Linked DNA regions of Homo sapiens: region 2 is linked to region 1. The links are chromatin contacts, found by Hi-C or POLR2A ChIA-PET in ENCODE. All regions are on one chromosome and are shown on one strand. The core of a region is the stretch at or near the end of the contact, and the rest is flanking DNA. Distances in the headings are between cores, read along the strand shown.

What was found. Hi-C counts contacts between places; a loop is a spot of excess contacts on that map. ChIA-PET counts read pairs that join two places held with the same protein, here RNA polymerase II (POLR2A). Pooled maps may share reads with other maps.
Region 2: a loop to region 1 is called in a map with no recorded cell type, with 4 times the contacts of the local background. The contact joins the enhancer-like site here to the promoter of RECQL in region 1. A Hi-C loop is called at or near these places in 3 of 37 single-sample maps with no recorded cell type and 3 of 50 pooled maps. POLR2A ChIA-PET finds 5 or more read pairs at or near these places in 1 of 52 experiments (CD8-positive, alpha-beta memory T cell).

What each region holds. Positions count from the first base shown.
Region 1 is chr12:21,499,364-21,503,403 of GRCh38, reverse strand. It overlaps RECQL (RecQ like helicase), which reads left to right and starts at 1,769. Exons shown (of 15, transcript NM_002907.4): 1 at 1,769-2,234; 2 at 3,789-3,849. The coding sequence starts at 3,834. It overlaps GOLT1B (golgi transport 1B), which reads right to left and starts at 1,615. Exons shown (of 5, transcript NM_016072.5): 1 at 1,456-1,615. The coding sequence starts at 1,480. RefSeq lists enhancers at 550-1,257, 1,258-1,965, 1,916-1,975, 2,116-2,305, 2,346-2,395 and 2 more.
Region 2 is chr12:22,407,463-22,411,502 of GRCh38, reverse strand. No RefSeq gene overlaps it. Among named protein-coding and RNA genes, the nearest start is that of ST8SIA1, 75 kb to the right of the region's middle. RefSeq lists a silencer at 1,615-1,694. Within about 2 kb of position 2,207, at least 5 of the 41 ENCODE cell types and tissues checked have a DNase peak (open chromatin) inside an H3K27ac peak, as active enhancers do.

The DNA of each region.
Region 1 (4,040 bases), core at 520-3,019:
GCAAAAGGTTTCTGAGCCAGCACACCTGGGATCAAGTTTTGTTTCTGTCACTTTTTCTTTGACCATGCACTCAATTTCTTTTGTGCCTCATTTAACTTATGAAAGGGGCATGCTTCTGTGAGCCTTACAGGGCTCTTATAAGAATTATGCATAATGATTCACATGAAAGCACATGGTTAACTGAAAGAAAATACCTTTATATAATTGCCAGTAATTATTATTACACTAGATTCCTATCCCCTCAAGACTACACTTTTATTTTCTTTGATCAGAACAGGCCAGGCCAATGGACCAAAGTGGGCGGCAACCTTGGGGCAGGTGGCCCCAAGAGGCAGCCCCAGTCCAGCCTCAGGAGGGAAGACAGCCTGATTGGGGGGTGGCAGTGTGTGTAGGAGGCCTTAGAAGCTCTGTGAAGTTGGTCTGCCATGACTTGAATCTCCACAAGAAGACTCCACTTTAAAATAGGGCATTTTAAATAAACTTCTATTTTTCACTTCAATTCACTGTTTAAGTCTTAAAATATTGAAAATCTGAGTTAACTGGAGTGAAATGAAAGGCGTGGCAGATAAAGCAAAGTGAGACAAAAAGAGACTCTTATGAACATCAAAATATGAGGTACAGAGCTTGGGCAGACATAAATACAAAAATTATTAATATTAACAAAAAGCAGTAGGAAAGTGGAAATATTATAATGAAAGAAAAGGAAACCGATATCAATGCTAGCTTTAGAGATGAAATAGGCCTGGAGAACTCTGTGGCAGGCAGAGAGCGATGCTAAAATAATAAAACAAGCCACAAAGCACAATATACAATACTAACGAAATATATCCTTTAATGGCACACAAAGTGGCTTTTCTCTACTGCTTGAAACTTTAGCAGGTAGAAAAGTGAGAATGTTTCAAGAGACTTCTAAAAGGTTGCTTACAGTACTGGCAAAAAGCGAATATTCAAAATGCCACATTTAAGCGTAAGGACATTTTCAAAAAGAGCCTACTGTAGGTGACATTTAAAATACCGCCTCCCAAATAACCAGCCAGCCAGGGACTTGTAGAGGACCCGAAGTGTGTCATGCGCATAAACGATCCCGAGAGTGGGCCGCGGGCACCACGCAAACTTTCTCTTGTGGCAAGCCCCTAGAACAAAGCGCCCATCTCACTGGGGATGAGGAGATCAGCGCGACCCTGGAATGAGACAGACTCTGGGCTAAAGCTCCCCTCCCAACATAGGGCGTCCCACCCTGCCCCACAGACTCTTCTCCCAGGTCAGGTCCGCCAGTCCAAGTCTAGCCCCGGCATCCCGAAGGCAGCCCCTTAGGGTCCCAGCAGCCCTAGCTCTGTCTCGCAGGCCACCGCCCCCAACCCAGAGCTTCATTCATTGACCCCGGCGGAGGGGCGAGACCCAGCCGGGCGATGGGTGTGCGCGGCTCGAGGCGGGGGCCCCGGAGCAGGTGCTTACTCTGCGTGTCCGTTAAGGAGATCATGGCTGCAGTGGTGGGGACAGCGGCGACAGCACCTCGGAAAGCCCAGGGTGGGAAGCTGAGTCGGGAGAAATGAAGCCGGGAAACAGCCCAGGCGAGAGCCGCCACGTCTTCCGGAAACACGCAGCCACCCTCACTGCCGCTTTAAGAGCGCTTCCTATTGGCGAAACCTGCTTCCAATCTCAACCAATAACTCGTAATGTTGTTCGGTGACGCGCATGGTGACCACACCCCTTGACCAATTAGAGAAGGGAGTTATCTGTGATTGGCTGAACGGACCGACCCGGAAGGGTGGATGCTCTCAGCTGGCTGGCGGGAAGATTTTACTCCCGAGTAGCGGAAAGATCTGCTCGAGGCCTGGGTGCTTTGGTGTCGGAGATCCGAGAGTCGGAGATCGGAGAGTCGGACACAGGACAGTCGGACACCGGACAGTCAAACACCGGAGAGTTAGACCGGGCTTCTCGGTGGGGAGAGGCTCTGGGATAACTACTGTTACAGCTTTGAAGGGTCAAGGGTGTGCGCTTTTTGTTTCATCCTTCCCTTTCCTGCTGCAGGGCGAGGCCGGTCTGTAGCGGATCACTTCCTTTCGCCCACACATTGGCGGAGGAGAAACCGGAAAGTTAATCACTGCCCTGCTCTGAGAACTCGGGCCTTTAGGGGCACGTTCGCCTGCTGACCGGTCTTCTGATCTCCCCATTCTTTTCCATGCAGGAGGATTGGCCACCAAAGCCTGTTTATTAGCAGCTGCCATTTGTTGGTAAATACTACTGGGGATGCTTCTTCCACCCCCTGCTTCACAGTAGCGGAAGGGCGGGCGTTATTAATATTAAATTACTATTGCCTCTAAATGCAGGTGGCGGGGAGAGAGAGGATTTAGCCTATGGTATCTCAGTGGCGTTTCCTCCAACATTGATGACTGGCTGTCACCCTGTAACATTCTTCCTGTGGATGCCTAGCTTATACTGCTGAGTGACAGACCTGCTGTAGTTCAATTTCTGGATACATTTTATGTTGAGATATCTTTTGCTGTTAAATCACATCATTTTGGGAAGGAGCAGTCTTTTAACCGCATAATCAAAGGAGTCATTTAAAATCGTGGGGGAGAATTGGATATAGACTGTGTCTTTTCATAAGGGTAGAAACAGCCCCTGCTACCTTAGCAAACCTGAGCCCTCACTACATCAAGGCATTTTCCTGGGCTGTGCGGATACAAAGGTGAAGAGATTGAACCCCAGCCCTGCTAAAGGACCTTACAGTCTATGGAAGGAATGTTACATTTTCATTACGTGAAGAGATGTTTGTATAGATCAAGAATTAGAAATCCTTGGTTTACTCTCCTATTTAGCCTTCTTTTAATGGTGTGGTTATTCCACATTCTTTAGCAAGGCAAAAAAGAGTCAGCCTATCTTTCCGGCCTAGTGGTGGCTTCAGAATTCTGTGTAGAAAGGGCGTAAGGTCAGCAGTCTAAGGATAGGTGTTGCAGAAGTGACTTTTGGAGAGCATCTTAGTTTTAGAAAATGTCCATATTAGAGAGATAGAAGAGGTGTTTTTAGGATTATGGGGAATTTAAAGTTTCTACTCTCCAGCCCCATTTTCCACTTGTCCATATGCATGCTTAGGTTTTAGTCATTCATAGATACTTAGAAATCATTACAAACCATTTTCCCCTCCCCCCACCTCTAACTTAGAAAATCTAGCTTTTCTGTAGAATACCAGTTTCTCTTTTAAGATTGGGCTTATATTGTAATTCTTTAACGCAAGGGCTCAATAAAATGTTAGATGATTAATTTTATTATTTATGTTGATGTATTTTGCTTAATCTGGTACATTTGAATCTATCCAACTTATTTATAAGATTGCCATCCTCCCAGTTTTACAGGTAGGGAAAGAGGCTTGGAGGAACAGCATATGCAACTTTGCCTAACATAGTAATTTAGTCACATAGCAATTGGTGCTAGACCTGTTGAATGTTTGCTGTTTTTTGTTACATCACTTTGTATCTTGTGGATGTTTGCTGAGTGTCATTGCTACTGTATTTGTCATGTATACGTTTATGTGACTTTGGACACTTCTCTGAAATCTAGAGAGTTAGTCGTTCTGAGTGTTGTGGGTTATTAAGCTGAAATATAGAGTTTTCCATAAAAAATTAGTGTCAAAAGAACCATGTGGTTCTTATTTGAAAGGTCACTGCAATATATAATTTACTTTCTAACATTTTCCGTGCTTAGGAATGACAGATTACTGTTGAGTGAACATCATTAATAGTACTATTTTTAAAAACTTGTTGTCACTGTTGTGCTTTTATTTTTAGAAAGAAATTTGGATTATTTTAGAAACAAATTTGGAAAGAAAAAGAATGGCGTCCGTTTCAGGTTAGTAGCAATGATTACATTTTCTTCTTCCTTCTGTTCTATTTCTGTTTGTATGATATTTGAAAAAGTTTGTTTTAAAAATTCTGATTATAGAAATGATTTTTTTCAGCTTTTTTATTGAAGTAAAATACACATTACAAACTTTGCCATGCTAACCATTATTAAGTGAATAATTCATTGGCATTAAATGC
Region 2 (4,040 bases), core at 958-3,457, 910 kb before region 1:
GTCACCCAGATCAGTCGTCTCTCTATTAAATTTGTCCCTTGTTAAAATTTTTAGGGAAGGATATTCCAAAACCGGTCTGAGGTTTAAGTGTCCAAAGACCATGAGAAATCTTAAAATTTTATCACACATTGACTATAGAGAAAAGTTTTTAAAAAGTCCACAACAAAGCAGATACAATTGTATAGAAACATCTAGATAATAGAGCTCCCCAGATCAAGCCCCCTCTATTAACCCCACCACCCCGTGTTTTCTCATTACATTTAGACTGAAATTAAAATCCTGCAAGATCCTATAGGAATTAGCCCCTGACTCCTTCTCTGACCTCAGCATCTTCCACTCTCTCCCAGTGTCCCGGTTTCCTCTGTTTCAAACACTGTACGGTAGCAATAATGTGTCTCTTGTTCATCACTGCACATCTACAAAATATCTTCACAGCAACACCTAGATTGGTATTTGGTTGGATATCCCTCATGTTTTAACTGTTTAATAAATATTTCTACAAATCTACAAAAGAGTAAAAAGTTATATATATATTTGTATGGATATATATGTGTATAATTATTTTAATAGTGGTGTTTTATCTGCTTCAAAGTTCGTTTATATGTTTTTTCCCTTTCAGCTCTATCTTGTTACCTAGTTTCTTGAAACTCCCATATGCTTGCTATTAGATTACTAGGACACTAGCAACGGATAGAAGTCATTGACAAAATAGATGAATCACTCAGTGTGGCTTGGTACTGGCATTGAAAAAATAGATTGGCACAGCAATAGATGGGAAGAATGTGTTTATTGCTGTAGGAAAATACCTGGAAATACCAGTTTCTCCAGTCAGAGAAGTCAGACTCCAAGTGAGTATTTCACCACAGTCTTTCTAGAAGCAAGGTAATACAAGTATACAGATGCAAAATGGAATGACTCAGCTAGCCAAGATTCAATTAGCGTTAAAGCATAGAAGCCGCATTTAGGGGAAACTGTGAATGATAGACAACAGCTCCAAATCAGAGCAAAATGATATGTCCTTAGACCGAAAAGTTTCTTGTCTTTTTTTTTTTTTTTTTTTTTTTGATCCAGAGTGTCGCTCTGTCGCCCAGGCTGGAGTGCAGTGGCGCGATCTCGGCTCACTGCAAGCTCGGCCTCCCAGATTCACGACATTCTCCTGCCTCAGCCTCCCGAGTAGATGGGACTACAGGCACCCGCCACCACGCCTCGCTAATTTTTTGTATTTTTAGTAGAGACGGGGTTTCACCGTGTTAGCCAGGGTGGTCTCGGATCTCCTGACCTCGTGATCTGCCCGCCTCGGCCTCCCAAAGTGCTGTGATTACAGGCGTGAGCCACCGCGCCCAGCCAGTTTCTTGTCTTTCTAAGCCTCATTTGAGCCAGGGTAGTGATAGCACTTTCCATCATGGCACCACCTTAGGAGAGCAGAAACTCCGGGCTAATGTGCCACCGACAGAAAGAATAGTCAACATGTGCATTCAGATTCTGTTCATGCTACTGCTTTGAACCAAAGTCATTTTCTAGGTTGAATGAAAACGACCTTACCTGCCTCGTCCTAGCTCTAATTCCAGCAAATGCCACAAGCGGAGTATTGGCCACCCAGGCTGAGCTCGCTCACTCAGCTCTGAGCATTCTCTCCCCAACTTGTGATATAACAAAACACAGACAGTGTCTATACTCATTTCACATATCTCTGAGGTTTAGGTGTGAAATGCAACGGTTTGGTTTCAAAGCCCAGATCACTGTTTGCAGAGTGTGACGGAACTGTGAGCAGCTGGAGGGTGATACATCCATCTCCCCACCAAGTCTCTATCAACAAGCGTTTAAAGGAGATACTGGCCTAGCTCACAACAGACTAATCTCCCATGATTTATTGTGCGGCAGACTGTTTTTTCCAAAATTGACAACACGATATTTTCAGCCCCACATAGTTTTCAAGAACGTCACCTTTGCCTACCAAGAAGTGGAATAGGGCACTTCCACTTGAAATTGAAAATAGAACAGAAAATAAAGGAAAGAAATGTTGCACAACTTCTGAGGCTAGGTCCTAGTAGATAATAGAGTCAGTTTCTCTCTCTCTCTCTCTCTCCACACTCACCTTGGAAAGCTATCCATCATGTTTTCAAGAAGCTCAAGCTGGCTTATGTGAAGAGAACACATAAAGCGGCTGTCAGCCCCAGCGACGGTCTCAGCACACAGCAGCCTTGCTGTCAGACGTGAGAGAGTGAATTTCAGCTGATTCCAGCCCTCAGTCGGCTATGCAGCTATTGGGAACTAATACAGATTTCATGCTTTTTGCTCATTAACTTTCATTCTGGCGGGTTGCCATAGCCAGATTCTACAGAATTTGCTTTGGGCTTTTGCCTGTGTCATGCACTCCTCTGGAGATGCTCTTTTCCTTTTCTTCCAAGCAAATACAAATTCTTCATTTTGACTTCTTAACAGAACTCAAAAATATATTCTGTAAGGACTGGTGCTATTCTCCATATTCTGCATATCCCTACACACAGTGAACTCTTTTATACTGGACTTATTTGCATTCATGTGTGTTTTGTTTTTCTTTCTCTTTGCTTTTTCCCACAGGGCCACGTCTTGAATTTTTAATTAGACTGCTAATGACTGGAATTCATAGGAGGGGTAGTGTGGTGGTGGTGGGGTAAGTCTTTGGTTCAAGGCCCAGCCTGCTCAGGTCCTTGTACTGGTTCTACCACTTACTGGCAGTGTGCCTGGGAACAAGCTACTTCCAAGATACTTAATGTCTCTAGAGGTCAAGGTTGTAGCAGAGAAACAGAAAGGTAGGACGTGTGTGTAGTCCAAAATCTGTAGGACAGCCTGGCAGGCCTGTAATGCAACCCACAGGCAAAATGTCTTCTTCCTCAGGAAAATCTCAACTGATTGGATAAGGTCCACTCACATTACGGAGAATGATTTTCTTAATGTCAACTGATTACAGATGTTTAAGCACATCTACAAAATACCTTCTTAGGAACACCTAGACTGGCATTTGATTGAATAGCTAGGTACTATAGCCTAGCTTAGTTGACTTATAAAACTCATAAATACCCATCACAGTATCTCTGTGACTAAATTTCCTCATTTGTAAAACGGGACAATTATAGTACACGGTGACTATCCCTTACCTGAAATGCTTGGGACCAGATGTGTTTCAGATTTGGGATTATTTTTGGATTTTGAGATATTTGCATATACATTAAGAGATATTTTGGGGATGGAACCCAAGTCTAAACATAAAATTCATGTATGTTTCATATACACCTTATATGTACAGCCTGAAGATAATTTTATAAAATATTTAAAAATAATTTTGTGCACAAAAACAAAGTTTTATTTTTTTATTTTTATTTTTATTCTTTGTTTTTGAGACAGGGTCTCACTCTGCCACCCAGGCTGGAGTTGCAGTGGTGCGATCATGGCTCACTGCAGCCTCAACTTCCCCAGCTCCAGCGATCCTCTCACCTTAGCCTCCTCAGTTTGGGACTACAGGCATGCGCCACCATGCCTCACTGATTTTTTTGCGTTTTTGGTAGAGACAGGATTTTGCCATGTTGCCCAGACTGGTCTCAAGCTCCTGAGCTCGAGCAATCCACCCACCTCAGCCTCCCAAAGTGCTGGGATTACAGGTGTGAACTACCATGCCCGGTCAAAACACAATTTTGTTTTGACCCATTACATGAAGTCAGGTGTAGAATTTTTCACTTGTGGTGTCATGTCAGTTTTCAGAAAGTTTCAGATTTTAGAGCATTTTGGATTTTGGATTTTCAGATTAGGGATGCTCAACCTGTAGCACTTTATAAGTATAAAGTATACTAGCCATATATGACAGTGACTGCCACATATTAAGTGCTATGTAAGTGTTGGTTATTACTATTACTTCTTTGTATGAGTACATAGTACCCTAAAATACTTTCAGTTTTCCTAATTAAGTCTTATTAGGACTGTTTCTTTAAAGAATGCTACTTCTGTTTTGCCGTAAGAATCTTGACAGACGAGTGCGTAGAATTAATCCAACCCTGGTTTCCAAA